Linked DNA regions of Mus musculus: all the other regions are linked to region 3. Evidence: chromatin loops called from intact Hi-C (ENCODE). Cell type or tissue: heart. All regions are shown on one strand. Region 1 has its middle 51 kb from the start of Gmpr. Region 2 has its middle 52 kb from the start of Mylip. Region 3 has its middle 7.0 kb from the start of Gm34466.

What was found. A loop is a pair of places that touch in the nucleus more often than their neighbours do. Peaks named below come from ENCODE experiments on the same cell type or tissue, not always from the same donor. Only the 100,000 strongest peaks of a DNase experiment are listed, where the experiment ranks them.
Region 1: a loop joins it to region 3, with 2.4 times the contacts of the local background. A loop is called at or near these places in 5 of 42 quality-filtered maps.
Region 2: a loop joins it to region 3, with 7 times the contacts of the local background. A loop is called at or near these places in 5 of 42 quality-filtered maps.

The regions. Positions count from the first base shown.
Region 1 is chr13:45,452,388-45,460,387 of GRCm38, reverse strand. No RefSeq gene overlaps it. Among named protein-coding and RNA genes, the nearest start is that of Gmpr, 51 kb to the left of the region's middle. In heart, no CTCF peak of the experiment used is centred here; DNase peaks (open chromatin) are centred at 4,587 and 4,997; H3K4me3 peaks cover 904 bases; H3K27ac peaks cover 2,499 bases.
Region 2 is chr13:45,438,117-45,446,116 of GRCm38, reverse strand. No RefSeq gene overlaps it. Among named protein-coding and RNA genes, the nearest start is that of Mylip, 52 kb to the right of the region's middle. In heart, a CTCF peak has its summit at 3,328 (motif pointing right); DNase peaks (open chromatin) are centred at 1,326, 2,716 and 2,966; H3K27ac peaks cover 1,146 bases.
Region 3 is chr13:45,270,783-45,278,782 of GRCm38, reverse strand. No RefSeq gene overlaps it. Among named protein-coding and RNA genes, the nearest start is that of Gm34466, 7.0 kb to the right of the region's middle. In heart, no CTCF peak of the experiment used is centred here; DNase peaks (open chromatin) are centred at 772 and 4,222; H3K27ac peaks cover 1,574 bases.

The DNA.
Region 1 (8,000 bases), 180 kb before region 3:
ACCAGATGCCAGTTACAGTCCTGAATTGGAAATAGATCTTCTCCAGTCACGCCAGAGATGAATATGACCCCAGCTGTCACCTGGACTGCAGCCCTGTGAGAGAATCAGGGTAAATTGCAGCAAGCTAAGGTCAAAATGGGTTCTCGGAGTTGGAGTGGGGGCTCAGTGTTTAAGAGCACTGGTTGTTCTTTCAATTTTCCAGAGGTTGATTCCCAGAACACAAGATGACTTACTGTAACTCCAGTCCCAAGCTCTGATGCCTTCTTCTGGCCTCTGCAGGCATTGTACACACGGTGGCAAAACATTCATACACATAAAATAGAAAGAAATAAACTTTTAAACGAGAGTGGATTCTTGACCCACAAGACTATTTTGACATGTGTTATTTTAAGTCACTAGTTGGAGCATTTTTGTTAAGTAGCAATTACTAGTGTATCTGTACTTTCTAAAATTAAGAAACTAAGGGGCTTAGGCTGGTTTAGAACTCTCTACCCAGCTGAGACTGGACTCTGATATTTCTTGTCATCCCTGTCTCCCAAGTGCTGGCATTTCAGATGTGTACCAGGGCCCTCAGCTAACTAATGCATTAAAAGACACGAGTCAGCAGTTAAAATGCTGATATTTCTATAGCGGATATTTTCAAATCTTTAAGGAAAAAATATTGTCTTTTTTTTTTTAATTAGAGGGTGATAAAAAAATCTCAAATGCAAAGTTACCTATTTCATTTTGTGACATTGGAATCAAGTCTATGTTGAATAGGAGAAGATCAGAAAGCAAAAATGAAGATCATCATAAACTATGCACTTTAATATAGAACTTCTAACTAAACATTACTCAGGGTGATTCAGCTATTCCACACCCATAAGAGAGTATCTATCCACCCAGTAATTATTCTGTTGTTATTATTTAAATGGTGACACCAGCGAGAATTTTTACTACTTTCCCCAAGATGGCTTTTGATTAGAAAAATTATTATTTCTGTCCACTTACTCTTTATAAGTCAATAACATTGTGATTGAAAGATTCTACCTCACTTTAGAAAACCAATTATTCTCACCCTCAATAGAGGGTCTTGCTGTGTCACCTTGGTGGGCCCATAGCTAGGAAGTTCCTGCAGGAGCCTCCCATATAACAAGTTCAGGCATACCCCACTGCCTGGGCTATGGTTCACACCTTTTGCCCCACCAAACATCAAAGTCTCAAGACAAATTCCAGATGCAATAATAACCCAAACATCAGCATGGCATGTGTTTCTTTTTGTTTGTAAAAAGAACACCTTTATATTCTCTAAGTGTATAATAACTTTTCAAACATCTTCAAGTGTAACCTATCGAAGAAAAGGCCCAATTCAGCCACATTAAAAGTTAAATATCAGCCGGGTGTGGTGGTGCATGCCTTTAATCTCAGCACTTGGGAGGCAGAGGCAGGTGGATTTCTGAGTTCGAGGCCAGCCTGGTCTACAGAGTGAGTTCCAGGACAGCCAGGACTACACAGAGAAACCCTGTCTTGAAAAAACACAACAAACAAACAAACAAACAAAAAGTTAAATATCCTCTGGGTGTGTTGGTGAACACCTTTAATCCCAGCACACAGGAAACAGAGGCCAACCTAGTCTACAAAGCAAGTTCAGGATAACCAGGACTCTGTTGCATAGAGAAATCCTGTCGGGGGTGGGGGGTGGGGAGCTCTTGATTCTTTCTCTTGTTTGACAAGCTTCACAGTAGTGATTGACTCCCTGGAGTCTCGGAAGTTCAGTGTGCCGCTCTTTAGTACGATTGGGAACTGATAGATGTAAATGTTCTTTGTATATTTAAACTAACACTGTTCAGGGTGCTTACATTCATGCTAATGATCAATTCTCAATGATGTTTAACTTACTGTTTGTTCAGTAAGAGCTCTGAGAGCTTTGACAGGATTCCAGGGGAAAGTGTGTGTATGTGTATATATAGAGAGAAATAGACATATACATATATACATATATAATATTATATGTAATAAATACATTATTTATATGGCTATCTGGTACGATGGGATGTTCTGGGCTCATCTCGTGTATTTCCAGCCCTAGCTCTGGAGTTGCCTGGTTCTGGCTCTCCAAAGTGCCCTGGTTTCTTTCAGCACGACATGGATTTAGCAACCATAATCCAGTAGGGGAAGTATAGCTCAGTAGTTAGTCAACTGCATACTTAGAAGACACGTGCTGAGCTAATTCCCCAGCACACACACACACACACACACACACACACACACATACGCACACACACACACACCTAAATAAAAAGAAACCATGGTCCAAATATGCACATTCTGAGCTTAATAAGGCCAAAGCATCTTCATACTCCAACTAAATATTTCATACAACAAACCCAAAATATCTTTGGGCTCACTTTGAACTTGGTCAGTTTATTCTCTGAATCTCACTCTTTTTTTTTCATTTGTAAAGTACAGATTATAATAATCCGCACTGTCAGATTTATGGGTCATGATCAAGTAAGCCAGTGCGTATGCAGCCTGTGACATGAGCGTTTAATAAATAAATAACGGTGGTGATTTACAACTGAGCGCTGACTTTATATTTAGGTCCCAACATATGGCGATTTCAATTTAAAATATTATCCCTTAACAACTCACAGCCCTCTCTGATTAGCCACACAGACACGCCAGCTCTCTGCGACCTGATTTGAGCATTTCCACTATCATATGGTGGGATTCAATTACGGAAGCCAAGAAGAAAGAACAGTCCATGCCAGAGGTTTTTTTTGTTTTCTGTTTTTGTTTTTTTTTGTTTTTTTTCTTGGAAGGCCATCTGCTGCCATGACCCATTTCACAACATCCAAATTCATCAGATGACACAGCCTCCTCTTCAGTCAGTGGCCTGGTAAATATGATTACTTTGCAACTTTTAGATTCCAAATAATCAGCTCCGATTAAATAATGTTCATCCAACAGTGAGCTGAGGAAAGAGGAGCTTTGCACGCTAGGATTTTAACAGAGAAGTGGGAAACAAGTTTGCTTCTTCTTATATCTTAGGCTGCAGCGTAAACAAACAGGGGTGATGAGAGACACGTCTTGCCAGGTTTTCTTTTTGGGGTTAGTGAGTAGTTCCATACTTCAATGAATAAGTAACAAAATTTATCTTCACAAATCTGATTTTTCAAAAAACTGGACTGATCTCTTTAAGGGAAAAAGAATGGGTGAGCTGACCCTTGAAGCAAACAAACTTCACTTAAAATCCTTGCTAAAAAATAATTTATGCCTCCAGAGTATGTATGTATATATGTGTATGTATATACATATATACATATATACATACACACACACACACACATATATATACATACATATACATACACACACACACACACACACACATATATATATATATATATATATATATATATATATATATATATATTACTTAACCTAAGCAGATGTGACCTATTGTTTTCTAACAAGTTTGTATGATCACACACTCTCAGAAATACATTCTCCCTGCATTAACATTACTAAGAAATACTCTGGTGCTTTCAGAGTCACCATTTTAATAGATAATAGCAGATCACTATTTGAGTCTTCTATTAGTCCATTTGTATTTGTTGGCTCCCTGAGTTTGATCTTCCAGAAAGTGTTTTTTATTAAAAATTGTTTACATTAACTTGAGGGGGGGGGGGGCGCCGGGGATGGCAAATGCTTAAATGTTCAGGTCAGAGGACAATTTTTTAAAGCCGGCTCATGACATTCATAATGTGGGTGCTGGGGACTTGGCCGCAAACCTCTTTCTAGCCCTTACAAAGACTTTATGATAAAGGTTATTGAATTCATGACCTGTCCTAAAACATTAAAGCAATGATCTTAGCAAACGGGAGAGAAACCTTAAGGGGAAATATTTTAGCCGTCTCTGAATATCTAAAAGCTCCTGGCCGTCTATCTGGAGAATTCTGTGTATCCTACGTACCTTATGCAGCTATAGTGAGAGGCTGTGGGCCGGAGAATGGAGGTGTACAGGTAAGGTGTAAAACTGTAAATGATTGTGTGCTGGGGTGTGTGCCAACAGCGGACAGCTCTGTAGAGGTGATTCTCCCCTTCCACCGTCACCTGGCTTCGGGGGATTAAAATCAGGTCATTAGGCATGTATGGGAAAGTGCTTCCATCCTGGGAGCCAGTTTAAGTGAAATTAAGATAGGACTTTGCAGCTCATTGCATTAGCTCAAAAAACAAACAAACAAACAAACAAACAAACAAAAAACTCAAACCAAAATGAGACAAAAGACAAGAAACCCATGAAATTCAAGCTTTGTTAAAGTCGGTCACTCCCAGGTAAGAGCTCCCACGTGCTTGGGTCCCAGGGCAGAGTGCATGTTTGCCTATAAGGATGTGCTGAGGGGGAGGTTTCCACTGTGTTGGAGACAGACTTAGGTCAGAGGTTCCAGTTGTGGTTTGGGTGTGGAAGGTCCTGTGGTCCCCAATAAGAAGCAGGGCTTTAGAAGGTTGTAGGCCCTTTAAGAGGTGGATAGAGATTTGCTGGAAAAGGAGGTGGGTCATGGAGGGTCTATCAAGTTGGACAGCCTGGCAACCACTTCCTGTCAGCACTCTGCAGTGCCTTCCCTGACTGCTGATACGTTCCTGGCCACAACGGAAGGATCCTCAGACAGTAAGCAAAAATAGGCCCTTCCTGCCCCAAATTGCGTTTTGTCAGCTATTTTGGTCATAGCAACAAGAAAAGCAACTAAAACCGTTCTAAAACCGGGTGTCTATCTGAAAATCAATTTTGAAACTCTAAAATGCAGATTCCCAGGGTCTTTCCTTGCAGTGTTTATGAAAGGAGGCCTAGGGAGAGGGCCAGTGCTTTACAGACACTCCCTAAGCGAACCTCACGGAGGAGCCTGCCTGCAGACGAACAAGGGTGACTTTCCTCTGCATTAAAAGGACAGATGTTATCTGCAGCTGTTATGGATGATACATAGCAACGTGATAAGATTGTACCCCAAAGACCTTAGAACGCGGGTCCACGGCTCTCTGCCCTTTGACTGCTATCTCTTACGTGTTTTCCTCCAGCAAATGAATGTGTGCGAGCCGTAATCCTGAAGCAAAACAAAGCTGCCTGTGAAATTATGGGTTAAAGGTTAATGATCTGTACACAAAGCCTCTTTGGAATTCTGCCCTAGAGTGCTGGGGGAGGGTGCTGCTCCCAGTCTCAGCTGCTAACTGGATACATCTTTGATTGAAAATGAACCCCATTAAGGAGTATGGGCTTTAGAGACCTAGTCCTGTCCCCTTCCCGCCCCCCAACCCCCCTCTTTTTTTTGAGACAGGGTCTTGATAGCACATTCTGGCTTCCAACTCATACTGTAGCTCAGGCTGGCCTTGAACTCATGATGATCCCCCTGCATCAGCCTCCCAATTGCTAACATTATAACAGGCACCACTATGTTTATTTTGGTTAACTATTTGCCTCAATTTTCTTATATCTAAAGAGTGGGGTGGGTTGGAGCACAACAGTATCCAGAAGGGGGTTTTCTCCAGGACTGACGGTAAGTGTGTCTCCGGTGCCGCCCAACATTTGGCAGGAAGCCAGATTACATTAACTCTCAATGTTCTCCTGTTTTTTCCCCCTCAGTGTCAGAAAAAAAAAAAAAGCAACTCTGTTTGCTTTCTTCTGTCTACAATTCCATAACTCAGAGCATAAGTTAGACCTTTGATACGGCAGCTTAAAAGTATCATAAACATTTCAAAAACACTTGGCTCTTGTTTTGAATGAAGGTATACAGTGGTTTTTTTGGCCCTCAACGTTCCACAGACATTTCAGGGATACCTAAAGGAGGGTATATTTATGGTAAAGAAAGCGTTCAGGCCTTAACAGGGGCATTTCCAAAGGGGAGCTGTTTCAGAGTACATCCACCCATTCCAACAGGGTTGACTATGTTGGTTCATTTTCTTGCTAGTTATTTTGAATTTCAGTACTCCCTTGGGTCTAAATTCTGTTAGGCATTGGCTTACCTTTACTATTAGATAATAATAATATCTAATGTCTTCTGCTAACCTGTGGGTCTAGAGCCACAGTGTGACCAAGTTTCTACTTAAAAGTGGAGGAGTTAAGACCATGGTTTCTGAATCTTTGGTTGTCACTAAAGGCCAGTTATCTAGTTAGTGCAAGAGGAAATGACACCACAGCTATTTCCCCTGGGTCAGCTGAAGGGGGTAGGCAAGTCAGGTTACATTTTGACTGGGTTCCTAGAGAAACGGAGTCAGATTAACTTATTCTTATTTAGTTTTTATTCAAGAAATACATAGAGTATGCCAAGCTCTCAGAAAATGTATTATAGCTGAATGAATAAAAGAAGAAAAGAAACCAGGACAGGCGAGACATGACTTTAATCCCAGTGTTTGAGTGGCAGGAAAAGGTAGATCTCTATGAGTTCAAGGCCAATCAGGTTTATCAAAGTCCAGGCTAGCCTAGGATACATAGTGAGACACTGTCTCTGGAAGAAAGGAAAAAGAGGAGGGAAAGAAGGAATAGATAGATATATCTATAATAGTTAGAATTAGTTGCTAACAACTGGGAAACAAGAAGAGTGACAAGGAAAAGCTAAAAAGACCAATTCTGATTCAACCCCACCTCTAGGAAGCCAGAAAATCATGGAATGCCCAGACACATTGTTTATGTCATGTTCTATACAATGGCAGATTGTCAGACTAGGAGTGGAGGAAATAAATCCCAGAATTCTCCCGAGAACACTGCCAAGAGTACTTGTAACAAGCCATCCAGTATAGGAAGGAGGTAGGAATCCCTATGGCCTGGGCACAGTTGCTTGTATAAGACAAGGAAGAAGGGATGCATTCATAATTCTAGGATGAAAGCTAGGCATGGTGGGAAAAACCTTGCGATCCTCACATTCAGAAAGATAAGGCAGAAGAATCGTGATTTTTTTGAGCCCAGCCCTGCCTCAACAACAGGAGACAAAACAACAGTAACCAGAAAGATGAGAGGTTTGAAGAGGGAGAGATGGCAGAGCCAGGTCTAAGGGAAGCCCCGTTGCTGGGAGAATGGGTGCTACGAAGAGTCAGGAGACCCTTGCTGTAATTGATCTCACTGCAGCAAGCGAAGAGACAGCTTGGCAAACCGGAAGTGGGCAGCTGAGACTAAGGGGGCGTGGCTGAGACCAAGGGAGGCAGGAGGAAGCAAGGTGCTTGCAGGAGCCTGCGGAACTTTTATTAGTCCCAGCCCCTAGCAATCATGTAAGGCCAAGTGTATTCAATCCCTAATGGCAGGGAGCCCCGATGGCACCCTAGCTACAGAGTAAATATCGAGGAATTAAGCCCCATTGGGTCTTTCCCTGGGCTAGGTATTGGCGCTCATTGCGCTGGGCTAACATGCACTAATACATACTGTGTCCAGGACTGGTGAGACTGTAGCAGGCAAGAGAGATTTGAGTAGCTATAATAATATTATTATTGATAAATGTAACATGTATATATCTGTTGTTATATGAATGAATGCATATGCCAAATTTAATATTAATTTTTATTTATTTTATTTTTTCACATCCCAATCACCAACCCCTTTTGGTTCCCCCCTTCACAAAATTCCTTAATTTTCTTTTTTTTTTTTTTTAAACCATGGTGTGAACGCGGCCTGCATTGAGTAGAAGCTGGCCATTCAGGTTCTGCACTTGAATGTCTTTTTAGGTTAGTGATTTGCAGCCCAGTCCTTTCTCACAGTGCTGGGCAGTGCTATCCAGCTATAGCAGTCAGTCAGTCAGCCATGAAATCATGCAGAGAAACAACTGACACTATCTAATGTGCTGCGTCGCTAAGCTAGAACATTCTGTAGTTAAGGGCATTCCGTGTGGGTCTGAATTATGGTATTTTCAATTTTCAATGGGATTATGGAGATGTTATCCAATTATAAGTCACCTCTGTATCTTGTTGTCGGTTGGGGGGGGGGGTGGCGATAAGCTTCAGAGAACACGGGAGAAGTGGCAGAGCATTTGGGAAGGCAT
Region 2 (8,000 bases), 170 kb before region 3:
CCTGGGTCTTGCTGACTCAGGGAGATTCATTACCCAGAAAATCCCTCCTGCCTACCTCCCATCTTTTTCTTTTATGTGGGTCTTGGGTCTCATGTATAGCACCCACTTTGAGACGGAGTCATCTTCCCAGATCCTTTTCCTTTTTCTAGAGACAGAGTCTCATTCTACAGCTCATGTTAGAGCTCTATGCCCACAATAGACATTATTTTCTTTTTAACACAACTGTTTGTTTGTTTGTTTGTTTGTTTTGAGACAGGAGCTCTTGTAGCCAAGGACATCTCAGTGTGTAGTCAGCTTGTAGTCAAGGGTGACCTTGAGCTGCCTGCTTCTCCCTCCCAAGTCTTGGAACTGTATTCAGGTATTACCACACTTGTGGAATATACTTTTAAAAGGCTATTTCTGCTTCTTATTTCCAACCATCCAAAAAGAGACAAAGAAGAAAAAGAAAAGCATAAACATTTTAAGTTTGATTAAGGACTCATTTTATTAAATCTAAACCTCACTAGGTGTACTGGTATATGCCTTTAATTGGATCTCTATGATGTAGTTAACCTGGTGGGCATAGTGAGCTTCAGGTTAGCCAGGGATACATAGTGAGAACCCTGTCTCAACAAAACAAAACAACCCCAAAAGAAAACCCCAACCCAAACCTCTATACATTGTAGCCCTGGGAACTCATATTCACATAATCATTTAGGTAGATTCTATGCCACGCTTCTCTCAATGAAACACACACCATCTGGATCCCACCTCAGTAATGAAGAGTGACTGTAGAAAGGATAGCCATCTTGACTGGAATTTTCTTAAGGCCACTGAGCTGAGGATGTAGCTGAGTGGTAGAGTGTTTTCCTACCATATACAAGGTCCAGGGTTTGATGCTCAGCCCTTGACAAGGGGAGAGATCGATTTCTACCAGGTCAGTGGGTCCGCTGAGGCCAGCTCTCCTCTTTTCCCTCTTCCAACTTCCTCCATAGCTTTCAGAGGTTCCCTCTTTTCTTTTTCTCCTTTTGAAACAACAATGGTGTTGGGAACTGAACCCGGAGCCAGTGCCTGCTAGTTAAGCACTTTACCACAGGGCGATGCCCACTCTCCTCTAACCTGTGTCTTTCGAGGTTTATACTGACTTCTGTTATTCTCCTAATCCGCCCTTCCAACTGTCAAGTGCTCACTGACGCACGTGACTCCCATGCATCCTGTGGACGGGCGTGTGGCAACCTCTGACTTTCCTGGGACACCATCCTGTCCTGTTATCCCCGGTGTTACTGAAGCAGAGTTCACTATAAGCACACAATGTGAACTTCCCCTTCCCCTTTGATTAACATCAACACAACGCCTCAGACTTACTTGTCTGCTGCTTTCAGCTCTCATTCCTAAAACATACTAATTCTTTCCACTGGCAACTCTGGTTGTTTTCATCTAAGGCAGTGTGAATGGCTTCCCTGTAAGTGGAAGAAGGAGCCCCAGCTCCATCTGAGTACCCCGGGCCCTAGGGCAGTTAATTACAGGCAGAGCGTCTCGGTGAACGTCATTGTCCTTGAGTTTCAAAGGACTACACTGGACATAAGGCAATTTTCTTGCATTGGAAACATGAAATGCTCTCAGATCCTTGGAGCCGGTGCTGCCTCTAGTATCACTTTTAAAAGGAGAGACCTAACCACAGAAGACTATAGGCTATAGACACAACTGTGGGCGATGCTGGCATAAAGCGCTCGCTTTAGTTACAGAAAGGAAAGCTGCTTGCAGGCAGTTCCCTGAGGAATCAAATCACTCCATAGGGAAGACCAACACTGAGGATCTCCCTGTGAAGTTTGCTCACTAACCTCAGATGACACTGGATGCTACCCCAGCCGGTTGGTTATATCACACACAGCACCCACAAGGGCATTTGTTCCCTTCTCTGCTCCTGTCATAAACACTCATATTTGCTTGTGAAAGACAGCTTGCCATTTGGAGGCCAAACCATGGGTTGTCACTAATGAGCTGGCCCTCTGATCATCATTTGCCTAGAAGGTAAGGATTGGCAAGATACAGAAAATAGCTCTGTCCATGACCACAGGCATGTGAGGCAGAAAGAGGTCATCCCAAAACTCCCCACAGAAGGTCCATGGGGTGTGGGGGGGGACTCTTGGTACCCCTCACCCCCCACCCCCACCCCCCCACCCCACCCCCCGGCTAAGAACTAACCCTCTTCCCAAGCTCCGCAAGTCAAAGGTCATCAGAGTCTTGGGTCAGTCTGAGATGGCTTTGGACACACAGGAAGGGCACGGAAAACTAAGAGCTCTTCAGAAACAAAGTAGACAGAAGCCCGAATGAGACGCAAAATCTCAATCATAGATGACAGTTCTCCTAAAATAGCTCGTGGGAGAAAACTACAGTTTACCACTCCTTTTCCCCTCCTCCGCAGTGTCTCAGATGGGGAGGTTTTTAAGATGCATTTTCTAAATATTGGGGGAGGGGGGGGAATGGCCTCCCGTGGATATAAAATCATGAGGGAACATTAAATCTCCATGTTGTATCTCACTTCTGTCTTGTCTAAATGCATCAAAGAACAAGCTAAGAGTCTAGATTCTAGGACATAGAGAATGGTAAACGGTTTTATAGTTTGGATCTTAACTGCCTCACAAAGACCATGGGTGTCTTGAGGAGGCATCAGGGGGTGTTGGAACCTTTAGGAGGTGGGGCCCAGTGCCGGGAAGTTGGGTCCCTGGCACACCCTTAAAAGTGATAAATTAGAAGCCCAGATGTTTCCTGTGTCTCTGCACCCCTGGCTACTGGAGCTTGCAGCCCCTTGTTTTCACACACTCTGCTGTGGTTCACTGTCTGACCACAGGCCCAGGACCTGTGAAGTCAGCATTCACAACAAAAGGTCCCTCGTTTAAGCTGCTTTCTCCAGTTGTTCCCTCATGGCGGCAGAAAGCCCACCAACATGATCGGATTGCCATCCGTTCTACAGCCAGGAAATGCCCGACATACTCATTCCTGCTTGTTTCATGAGCCCCTCCTCCTTGGGAAGCCACATGGGGGCTTGACAGCCTCTCCCTGTGGAGCAGCCCTTGGCCCATAGAGCTTTAAGATGTAGCTGCTGAGTCAAGCTTAGCCATTGTAGCTCAGGAGGGATGATTTTGGGACAGGCCATCTTTCTGGCTCGTTGGCCCATTCCTTGATGGAATTTCCCACTTTTCTGAGGACTATCCACTCCTCTCAAGGATTTCCTATTATGCTAGTTAGTTTGTAATGGAAAAAAAAAAACCAAAAAACAAACAAACAAACCATAAAATGCCTGGTAGTTTATTTTTTTCTCATTTTTGTAGTTCAGCTCAATAACCTCGAGGTGGCAGTAGAGACTCCAACCAATTTTCTTGACTGGATCCAACCGCCTGTACATTGCTTCATAGGATCTTACAGCATTAGGTGACAGGTCAGTTGAGAAGGACTTAGCAGAAGGACTTAGCACAAGTGAGGCGACCTCAGTCAGGACTGTTTGGCTAGAATCTCTGGGAGGGCAGAGCAACCCTCTCCACTCCACCCTTCTGTGAGGTGTGTGTTTCCAGCTTTAACCTTCCCCCTCCCCCATTTTGCAGTCGGGAGTGGTTTGTGCAAACAAGGAACTCTTGTGAGCCAAGCATGAAGTTAGAAGCAAGGCTTGGGATAGGGGTTATTCTAGTTCAGATGTCACTCAAAGCCCTTGGGCAATGCATTTCAAGCCAAATACAAGCATCTTGACTTTTAATTGATTTACACTAAAATACATATCTAAGCTCCAGTTTTAAATGGAAAAGTGTTTGGTTAATAACTTCCATTAACCCAACATCGTTTTAATGACTAGAGGTAAGGAGCGAGATTGGATTTCCTAAACAACACAGCCAATACCCACAACAAAACAAATGTAAGTGGAAAAGCACGCTGGGAACGAACAGCTTGCTCCCGCAAATCAAGTTTTCCAAAAGCCAGGTGGTAGGAGGGCTTTCGTAACATGCGTGTTCCTATTCTTAAATTTTAATTTGAAGAAAAAATAGACAGAAGAAAAGTAGTAATGTTGCCCATTGCTGGGACAAATTCCTAGCAAAGAAAGGAAAAGGCGCCATGGTGAGTCACGACCCTTCACTGTGGGTCTGGCTGAAGTGTACCTGTTACAAGGACTTTTCTGGGGAATACACATCTCATTTCAGACAGGGCACAGAGGACGGATCACAGCAACGGTTCTTCCTACAACAAACCAAAGGGAAAAAAAATGTCACCCAGGTCCAATTTGGTGAATCAAATGAATTGATGGAACTTATGGGGGCACAGACTGGGAGCTACCTACAGGATCAGAGGTGACTCATAAACATCTGCATCCCTGAAAAGGGCCACCCCATCATGCCTAATGACTCCTAGAAGCTATATCATAGAGTCCAGGCCTTCGGTGAACCGCAATGCTATACATTTTCTGGTACCTTCCAACATAACTGTTCAGCTGAGGCAGAATTACATACAGCTGGGAGGTGACCGCAATGAGGCGTGATTGGCTAGAATCTCTGGGAAGGCGGACCAACCCTCCCCACCCCACCCCACCCCTCTGTGAGGAAAACACCAACAGGCTGGATCACCAATGGCTGTTAATGCTCAGAAGACAACATACTGCAGCAAAACTCTACAGTGCTGGCTACTGGGCCTCGCCTGTCACATTAGTATGTGTCTCAGCACTGTGACAAAACAATTGATAAAAACAACTTGAAGGAAGGCAGTGTTTACTGTTGGCTCGAAGCTTGAGGGTTGGCCACATCTCGGTGGTGACCTGAGAGGAGATCAGACATGTCATACCATGACCAGGTAGGGGAGAGAGATAAATACTGTGGTCCACACAACTTTCTCCCTTTAATTCAGCCAGGAATCCTAACCTGTGAATCTCGCCCACCCACCTTTAGGGAGGGATTTCCTTCTTCAGGGAACAGTTCTTTCCGGAGACATCTCTATAGACACACCCAGGAGCGTGTTTCCATGGTGATTCTAAACTCCCATAAAGTTGAGAAGATTATCACACCAGCCTTTCTTGTTTGCGGCTCAATAAGATCACAGCAACATATATTCGTTTTAAAAATAAAGCAAACAAAAACCCCAAGCCAGCAGTGTCTGAGTACTGTAAGCTGCAATTGCTGACGGAATGGCGCCTTGAGAAACTCATTGCCTGGATGTCTACTTGAAGCCCATTGTATACAAGGCACTTGGTTGAGCAGTGAGGGCCAGGCTGGTGCTTTCTGGCTGTAGATACAATGATTCGTCTTTATTTTACCACTTTCCCCCCCAAAAGGAGAGAAAATGATTTACACTTGGTATAACTTGGTATATAGGGCTCATAAAACCAATCTAGGGACAGCAAAACGGCAAGGTGGGTAAAGTTTCTAGCTGCCTGTATAATAGAAGAACCAACTCCCACAAGTTGTCCTATCCCTTCCACCCCCTCGTCTTTCCACTCCCCCCTTCTCTTACACACACATACTAAACAAATGAAACAAATACCTAACCTAAAACATTAATGTGACTGGATAAATTCCAACCATTTCAAGTAAAACCTCCACGATTCCCCTTTCCCAGAGCATTTACAACCCTGAAGCTGGCTATAACATTCATTGTCCCCATTTTTACAGGCCTGTTAATGTAGTTTCTGTTCCTGCTTAGTCCAATCCCAGTGGAGTGTGTGTTGTGTTTATTGGCATGGCTCCATGCTTTTTACTGTTTGTGGGCATGCTACTCTGAGAAACGGCTTGCTCTTCTCTGTGCCCGCACTCTTGCAGAGGACGCTGTCAGAGCAGCTGACTGAAATAAATGTAAGGGTCACACACTGATACCATGAGCTACTAAACAATGAAAAAAAGCTGTGTGTGTGTGTACACGCATGCATGTGTGTGTGTATGGTGTGGATGTTGTGTGTGGTGTGTGTATGGTGGGCATTTGATGTGTGTGTGTATATGTGTGTAGTGTATACTATGCTTGTGTGTAGTGTATGCGTGCATGTGTGTGTTGTATGTCTGTATGATGTGTGTGAGTGCATGTGATGTGCATGTGTGTATAATGTGTGTGCATGTGTAGTGTGTGGTGTGTGCATGTGTGTATGTGTGGTATGTACATGTATTGGGGTATGTATGTTTGTAACTATATAACCTAGGTCTCAGGCTGCCCTTGAAGTTGGTGATCCTCCTGCCCCAGGCTCCAAGGTGCTAGGTTTGCAGGTCCATACCATGGCTGCATTTTCTTGTGCATGGCTTCATTTGTCATCACATCACAGGCATCCTGCATGGCTAGGAACTAACTCTGGACTAAAGTACTGTGCTGACTTTTAAGGGCAAAGATTCATTTTAGTTTATGGTTGCACACATTTCCGATGGTGTCACTTGGTCCTGTGGCTTTGGGCTGATGCTGTGAAGGACTTCACGGTGGGAATGTATGCCCAAGGCCTGTCTACTTTATGGTGGCCCAGAAGCAACACAGAGTCAGGAGTGGCGAGAAAGAAGGCTGGATTCTGAATGGCCTAGGCTAGGAACCAAGACACGGGCCCTGTGGTTGAGACTCTGGGTGAGGTTCTTATGGGCCTTATTTTAACTAAGATTCCTTAGCCAGCAAATGGGATCCTAGCAAGAACTCAATTTCAGGTTTCTGTTTGATGATTCCTTAGGACAACATCGTCTTTTCTCAGGAGGTACCCCACCAGGCACCAGTCACTCAACGAGGTATTTAGCTAAGCACACAGGCACTCAGTCAACAGTACTCAGGTACACAGATACTCAGTTAAGCACTCGGTTTTGTTCTTGTCTCTCTTTTCTGACAAGGGAAAGTAGAAAATATAATGCTCTCTGTGTGTGTGTGTGTGTGTGTGTGTGTTTAATTTTTTTGAGCTAGAGTCTCATATAGCTCAGCCTGGCCATATAGGATGGCTTTGAGGGTGACTTTGAATTTCTGGTGCTCTTGTTTTTGCCTCCAATCATAGGGATGCCAGGCATGTGACACCCTCCCCCGACACACGCACTTTGTGCAGTGCTGGAGATTCACCCCAGGACTTTACACATGTTAGGAAAGCACTCGGCCAACTGAGTACAGCCCCACCCCGATGGAGGTCTAACATAAAGCCATAAAGCTACACCTTTAATGAGACCCATATAAGCAGTGTATTTTAATCATTTCAGCAAAGCTCGACTCCAATACACCTCTGCTTAAATGGAAATAAGTAAATTCTAGTTTCCTGTACTTGCTCGGGGGTGCACCCTCACACACTCACAGGAAGGAGACTTGCTTCCCGAGATGTATGGGAACACATGAACGAGTGCACATTCTCCCCGGGGAAGACACATCTAATGTAGATTTGCATGTCGCTGTTGCTTCCGTACAGGGCTCCTCAGCTTCAGAAAATTACCTGAACACACCTTTAAAACTCCTGTCTTCGGTCTTCTTCCAAACTGCAGTGATATCTGAAGGGAGTATCTTGCATCCTTCGCATTCACCTGCACTTTTGAAGGTCCCCAGAAAGGCAGGCATGACATGCAAAAGGACCCTCCAACATGGGACATAGGGTGGGGGGTATGGGGTGGAAGGAAAGCTGACTGACAGTGGGAAGATTATCATGGCAATCACTGTATATTTCAAAGTTGTTCAAACAACCTAATGTTATATGTTCTCGCGAACATGTTAAGAAAGTGTGCTGAAGCCTTCAGTCGTCTTGATGGACTCATGATGCACCAAAGCACCATGTTACTCTCTGTGGCTATATAGACAGTGTTTGTCCAATGACATAAACATTAAAAATAGCTCCAGAAGCTAGACATAGGTAGCTTACACTTGTTATCCCAGAACTTGAGGAACTGAGGCAGGAGACTTGCTATGACTTTGGGGCCAGTATGAGACATAGTGATTTCAGGTCATCCTGGTCACAGTGAATAAACAAACAAGCAAACGAGCAATAATGCTCCAAAATGTGGAAGTGGGATGGGAGGAGGGAGAGGGAGGGAGTAAGCAGGGGCAGAAGGGGA
Region 3 (8,000 bases):
CTGGTCCTTGCTTACTATGTCACCTGTTAACTGGGGGATGGATTTTGTTCTTCTCATTTATAGTTATGTTCTATGTATGACTACACACACAGAGGGGGGTGGGAAGGAAGACAGGAAAAAGAGAGAGAAAGAGAGGGAGTAGTGGGGGGGGGAGGGAAGGAGAAGGAAGGAGGGAAATATGAGTAGGAGAATGAGTGAAACCATAAGAAATCATTTTCGTTAAGTCTTTCATATTGCTATGACCAAAGTACCTGACAGAAGCAACTTAATAGGTTTATTTCGGCTGTTTCAGAGAATTTTAATCCAGCTTCCTCTTCATATCTCCTTCCCTGACAATACTATCATGACCCAGCTCAGTTCATGGTGGCAGGTACTTGGGAAGGAGGCTCCTCACATCAGGTGGAACCAGAACCAAAGATTGAGTTTACTTTTTAAAGGTGCACCCCGAGTGTTGCGCCCAGTCCTAAGAGTTCCAAAGCCTCCCAAGCAGCCACAGAGTAAATACTCAAAACATGAACTGACAGGGCATTTCAGACTTAACATGCCCCTCCTTGCCCTGCTTGAAGGAAGATAGAGCCAGTCTTTGGCAATGGTGTTTTCTTACTGTCTATTTTTGGGCCCCGCCTTGGTTTGCAACTCTGCTTTCTTGTGAGAACATTTTTCACTCCACTCATTCCCAATCACCCCCTTATTTCCTCTCTCCACAGCCAAGGCAACAGGCTCCTATTCATCTTCTTCCCTCTGTGTCTCTAGCCACTCCCACAATTCCTTCTGAGCCAGCTCACACGTCGTCGGAGCCAGGTTTCTTGTGTTTTCCTGACCTTCAAAAGGAAGTGTGCTCTCTCTGGTCCATATCTGCACAAATGGTACCTCTCAAGTGATACGTAGGTCCTGGGGGCAGAGACCATCAGCAATTTGGAGATGAATAATGTCAGTGAGTTGGGGAACTCCAACATTCAAAGAAGGCAGGTGTGGTAGCAGAGAGTCATATGCCACCTTATCTAGGTGGAGACAAGAACCTTCCACATCACCAGCATTTTCCTCTCTGCACAGTTGAGGCCACTTCTTACTCACACCTCTTACCTTCAAGCTCTGGAGAATTCCAAAGGCTAGCTACAACTTGGGGGGGGGGTGTCCAAGAAAGGAAGCTCCAAGAACAGTGTAGCCCGCACCCCTTTCTTCTACTCAACTTCACAATCCCAGGGGGATTTTCTTCCAGGCTCATGCCATTTCCCCTCTTCCAGATTCTTCTGTGGTCTGGCAAAATTTCATCAGCCCAATGGCAGCTCTGAAGCCAACACCCTGACCCCATCCAAGTCAGAATTATCTGTCATGGCTTCATTTCCTGGAAGCTGCTGCACATCGCTAGAGACTCAGAAGTCTGTGGCTGGGGACAGGAATGTTCCCCACCCCCAAAAACAATTTTTTAAAGAAACTTTAAATACCTTCTCCCCACATCCACTCTCAGTCTCTCCAGCCTTAATTTTATGGGAAACATGAGGCCATCAGGAATGTGGGTGGACATTTCTATTTTCTCTCGATAAGACTGACTTGGGGAACAACTGAAGAGTGACAAGATTTTATTAGATGAAATATTTTTAAGACTTAAAGATGACTGAAGGCCCACTTCTTTATCCCGTTTCAAAGGTAAATGTACTATCGCCATAGTGTTTCTTCTGCTTTTTATTTATTTACTTACTTACTGATTCATTTATCTTTTGAGATTGAGTCTTCTACGTAGCCCAAGCTGGTTGGCCTCAAACTTAAAACCCTCCTGTTTTTGCCAGTGATGGCAGGCATTACAGGTATGTCCCCCATACACATACCTGGTTTTTATGTTGCAGCTTATGTCCTAACTCATTTCTATACTTGCTCACCACATCTGGCATTCTCAGAGGACATACTTCTGAGAAACTAAGTACTAAGGACCATATATAATTATATACTACCTCATTTTCTTAACTTAGTGGGTTTGAATGAGAATGGTGCCCATAGGCTCATGTGTTTGAATGGTTTTTTTCCCCTATTTTCTGGAACTGTTTGGGAAGGATTAGAAGGAGTAGCCATGTTGAAGGAGGGGTATCACTAGGAGTAGGCTTGAAGGTTTTGAACACCCATGCCAGGCCCAGTCTTTCTCTCCATCTCCCTCTATTCCCCCATATCTATCCTTCTCCCTATCCCTCCCTCCCTCCTACATACAGATCAATCTGTAAGATCTCAGACACTGCCCCAGGGCTATGCCTGCCTGCCTTGCCACCATGCTCTTCCACGATGGCCATAGACTCACCCTCTGAAACGGTAATGCTTTCTTCTACAAGTTGCCTTGGTCATGGTGTTTTGTCATAGCAATAGCAAAGCAACTAAGACAGGCAACACGAATAATTTTAGTGTTAATCCACTCATGACTCAGTCATATTATTCAACATATATCCAATGAGCTGTGACCATGTGCCAAGTAGAAAACCATGCAGGCCAAGAGGGACACAGACTCTCCCTGCTGTCATTGAACATAGCACGTAGGCAATGGAGTTGGAGAATAGTAGGAGAGTAAACACACAGGATTAGAATACATGCTGGGACCAGGAGGAGTCTGTCATGGATTAGACAGAGAAAATATGAGAATGAGCAGGCTGAACGAAAGCTGGTGGGCTGGAAAATGGCTCAGTGGGTCCAGAAGCTTGCTGGCCTGAGATATTGCCTGAACCCCACATGGAAGGAGGAAAGGACAGACTGCCAGAAACTGCCCTCTGCCCTTCACATGCACACCCTACCCCATGCTGACATATAAAGAAATAAACCAAATAATTATGGGTTTTTTTTTTTTAAAGAAGAAGGAGGAGGAGGAGGAGGCAGCAAGGCAAGGCAAGGCAAGGCAAGGCAAGGCAAGGCAAGGCAAGGCAAGGCAAGGCAAGGCAAGGCAAGGCAAGGCAAGGCAAGGCAAGGCAAGGCAAGGCAAGGCAGAGGAAATTCCAGGCAGAGGTTACAACAGGTGAGAAAGTACTGAAGTAAATGACAAGGCAAGATCTTCAAAGGACAGACATGGGGGGGGGGGCGGTCACTGTGCATGAAGCTGGCTATCCTGGCAGACAAAAGGCAGGATACTGCAGCTGCCTTCTCATCTTTGAGCTTTCCCTGGACCCTTGAATGGATGGCATGTTCATTGATCCAAGAAGGCCTCTACTTTGATATCCCGGGCACCAAAATTCTCCTGGCAAGACTATGACACTCTTCTCACAGTGAGGAAACATCTTCATCTTGTAAAACTGCCTCAAGGCTAATTAACCCTCTGTTCAGCACGGGGAGACCTGAGTTCACTGCTGGCTCGATACTGGGCCCCAGGAAGCAAGATCTGAACAGAGACAAACCTGCTTTCCACTCTAGGGTCATGCGGACTCTCAGTATGCCTGCTCAGAGGAGTAATAGGCATGTTTTCAAAAACAGACATTCCATTCAGATAATTACCAGGACAACCCACGATGCCAGATTCCGTACTAGGAAATAACTTGTTTGTCTTCCTTTTGTATCTATCAAATCTTTTAACATGCAATAAAATATGTGTGTGAGAAAGACACAAGGAGCATAACATTTGACTCACAATAATCACACTCTATTTTGGCTTAATAAGATATCGAGATATCTGTTACAGTTCCTGACAAATGTGCCAGCATTAGTTGTAGTTCTCTCTGGATAGGAAGTTGAACCCCAGTCAACTAACTCTGAAGATGACAGGTATTGGGGAGACAAAGCTAGTTCAAGTTTCTCTGGAATGAAGTTTCCAATCATTTCGTCCAAGAAGGAAACGGCAATCTTCAAATTGTGCGTACACAAGCATTTCCTCTGGAAGCTCAGAATGTTCTTGTATTTTCAAAACAAGGCAATCATAATGCCTCCTTAGACATGGCTTTGTTTACCTGCTTAACTTCCTTCTGTTCCTGTAGGTCAGAAGTTAGTCGTTTCACAACCCACGGAGGGAAAAGACATTAAAACTCCATCTTTCCTGTTCTTGAACTTTCTGAACAATAGTCTCGGTTTCCTTCAGAGAGGAAAGTCTTCTGTGGAGGCACACTGTCCTGGTAGAAGGCAAACAATGCTGCTAAGCACATGTTTTGGCTCAGAGAGACACAACAACTGTGCTCTGTGTCTATCCTCTTATCTAAAGTGTTGGGATGACAGCCACCGTCCACAAGTCTGCCCTCCAGCTCTGTGGGTAAATGTAAGCTGCCGCAGCAGCTCAAGAGCCCCACACTGAAGGTTGCCAAAAGGACATGGGGGAATGTCCAGTGAGTGAGCTCTAATGATGATGATACAAGAGCTCTCCCCTCCCCCACACACCCTCCAGGAAGTGATGAGAGCGCCTGAGGCCTCGGCCAGGTTGTATTAGTGTCCTGTTTGGAACTAGAGATCAAGGATTAGACAGGTTTTTCCACTTTGAAGGTCAGAACTAAGTGGTGCTTGCATCGTAGCCTTGTGCTGTGATGACCTCTGTACCTTCACAGTTCACTGGAGCAGGTTGCTCACATTGTTCATTCTGGTGTCTCAGAGTTTATCCCAGTGTCTGTGCTCCATGATGAACCGTTGAATGAATATATAAAAAACAACCAACCAAACCAAAATATTCAAAACAACAATGACAAAAACAACAAAACAAAACAAAACAGGGTTTTATCATGTAGCCCAGGCTAGCCTTGAACTTCACGTTCCTCCTATTTCTGCCTCTACTCCAGAATACTGAATTTACAGATATGTGACACAACTTGAACTCATAAATTGAACCTTCTAAAATGTTTCTCATATTAGAACCAAGGAGCTAGATCCTTGGTTAGTGGCCCCAGGAGAGCAAACTTTCTTGTCACCCAGTCATATGGAACTCTCAGCTAAGCATGTCACGCAATGACAGCTGAAGGGAGCATGAGCTGCCTACAGCCATAAGCATGGCTTTATGACTCAGTGTGTCACCCAACACAGGGCTAGTTAGCATTCTTTATTGCACAGTGACACATAGAAACAGGACTTGGAGAGCAGACTGGAATAAAGCACATAGGCTGCTTATGGCAGGAGACTGGCCTGAGGGTCAGGTATCCCAAGCCCCAATGGTCTCCAGGAAGGTTATATAGTTTTGCGTGGATATATACTTCAACCTATCAAGTGAGCCTGGCGTCTGAGACAGCTGAGCAGCCAAGCTGACCTACTATACCTCCTGCAAAACATAGTCATTAGGCAACTGTGACTCCTTAGCATAAGATCTAGGTTCCAGGTTCAGCATCTTCATCAGTATCAAGCGCCATCTCCCTAAGTTCACCCAGTAATAAAGATAACCAGAGTGTGGAGGGCTGCGCCAGCTGAAGATGACCATCCCTGAAAATACCACATTTCTTCATACTTGAATATCAATTATAATTTATGGAAAGCATTCTCATGTGAGGCATTGTTTGATACTAAAGCGTGGGGGTGGTCAATCTCAGTAGTCAACTTGACCTGGAGTCAATAAGAGGCAAGCTACTGAACACACCTGTGAGAGATATGCCCTATTGAGTTACCTGGAGTGGGAAGGACCAACCTAAACATGGGCAGTACCTAAACATGGGCAGTACCTTCTGATGTCAGGCAGGTTAAAAGAGGTTAAAGGAGGAAGCTTGGCTTTTCGAGTGCTTGCCTTCGGTCTTGCTGGCAAGTTCAACTACTCTGCTGCTGCTGCTGCATTTCTTTGCTGACTTCAGAGTCCAGCTTCTGCAGGTCTCCTACGTGAGCTAAAGACCAGAAGTTCTTCAGGAATCCTCCAAGCTAGTAGTGTCATGCAGGGACTGCTGATACCTAGCCTCGTAGACTGAGAAGCTACCTGGCTCTCAGGCTCTTCAGTATGAGACACTACCCAGCCCTTCTAGCCCAAACCAATCTAATGAATCTTCCCTTCTAGTATATATTCATTCTACAGGTTATATTTGGAGTACTCTTTCTAATTTAGGCATAGTTCAGAATAAAAGATGATAGAATAATTGAAATATCTTAAAAAAAAAGATGAAGTCTCATATTTATTCCACCTAAACCCTCAAATGTTCATTCAGAATTTAGTTTATATATCTGTACCTTTTCTTATTGTTGTGACAAAATGTGTGACAGAAGCAACTCAGTGAAGGGAGTGTTGATCTCAGCTCACACCACGCCACCAGGACTGGCTCCTATCCATGGCGATGAGACCATGAGGTAGCTAGTCACACTGTAGTGCTAGACAAGAATCAGAGCTCAGACTGAAACCAGGAGTGGGTATCACCCCCTGAGGCCCACTTGTGCTAGCCAAGACACATGTTCAAAGGTCCCACAGCCACCTGTAACAGTGCCATTATCTGGGAACCAATTGATCAAATGTGTAAGCCCGTGAGGCAAAGTTAACATTCAAATTGTATGTAACAATCTACAAGTAGCTTTGTACAAATTTGGTTTGAACTTAGCAATCACTGCAAGTGATGAAGGACACTAGAGATGGCCAGCTATCAGAAGCAACACCCAGGCAGAGAGAGAAAACTGATACCCACAGAAGTCTGGGAACACTTTAAAGCCAGTTAGCATCAAGCACCTAATCAGATATTGAGGGCATCATATATCAACAAAAGAGTCTACAATAACTAACAGTAATATAATTTCACTGGCACTCCAAGTCAGAAAAGGGTTAGATTCTATTATTCATACTCTGAGAACTTGTAAAAGAATGTAATCTTTCTAGAAACCATCCACTTAAAATCCTTTTTAAAAGATCTTTGCTTGAAAAGATAAAGTCAACTGTTAACTCCTTTCTAAAGGGCTCCAAGATAATCAACATTTTACAGCCTCTGCTTTTATTTTTTTGCTGTATTTGTTGAATGGCATTTTCTGCCCCGTGTCTTTCACTTTAATAGCCACTATAGAAAATGATTTTGATTATTTTTCCTCTGCCTTTCAGTGAACTCATTACATTTAGTTGTCCTTTGCTTAAGTAAACCTTGATTGACTTTGAATGGGCCCCAGCTAGATGCTTTCTTTAAAGTCTCCTTACCCCCGTGCCATATAACAAAACTGCAGCATCTTATCTAATTTTAGCATCCTCTGGGAAGTCAGCAACAGCTCTCTGATCTTTCTCTAACATAATTCAATTCCTACCATAGAAACAATGGGCTCTTGTGTGTCAATTCAATTTCCTATAACTTAGACACACTTATCTGGCTGACAGATCATTTTTTTTTCCCTTTGAGATAATCAAGTCCTCCCAATATTCCTCCCAAAGAGAGGTCAAATGTTCAAACTGCTTAAAAATAAAGATCAGTGGATGGATATAGGAGTTTGCGGGTGACCTACGGCAGCACTGGTTATAGCTGACCTTCAGAAAATTCTATTAGAAGATCCCAATAGGAGCTAGGAGTAGAGGAGCTCTCAAGGGTACTTCATTCCAGAAGAAGTACCAAAGAAGGGATAAAGAAAGAATAATGAAAGTTGCATGAAGTCTCAACAGATAAAGGTTTCTGGTGCTATTCTCTGAGATTCACATAGAGGAAGGAGAAAACTCATTTCTGCAAGCAATTCTCTGACCTCCCTATGTGTGCCCAAATAAACAAAGAATAATAAATTTTAAAAACCACTAAGAAGTATCTACTGTATACCAGGTGACAAGATTTATATCAATTCTTATGACAATTCAGGGCAGAAGTATGAATGTTCCAATTTTATGCTTTGAGAAGACAGAAGTTATGGGCCTGAATTTCACAGTCAGTGAGTGGGGAGAGTCATTCCCAACTAAGACCAAGGGCAGAGTCCTCAGCTCATGGAAGACCAGGTAAAAATGTTCACTCACTGTGTGGCTAGAGAATGCCACACAAGTGCGAACATGAGGAACCAGCACCTGGTCAGTAAGACTATCTTCCCACACTGTGTCCACAACTGTCCTACTGGACTGGCATCCAAGCTTTCTCAAGATATGGTAAAGGACAAACAGAATCACACTGTAGGGACTCCTAGAAGCTCCAGGAAGAATA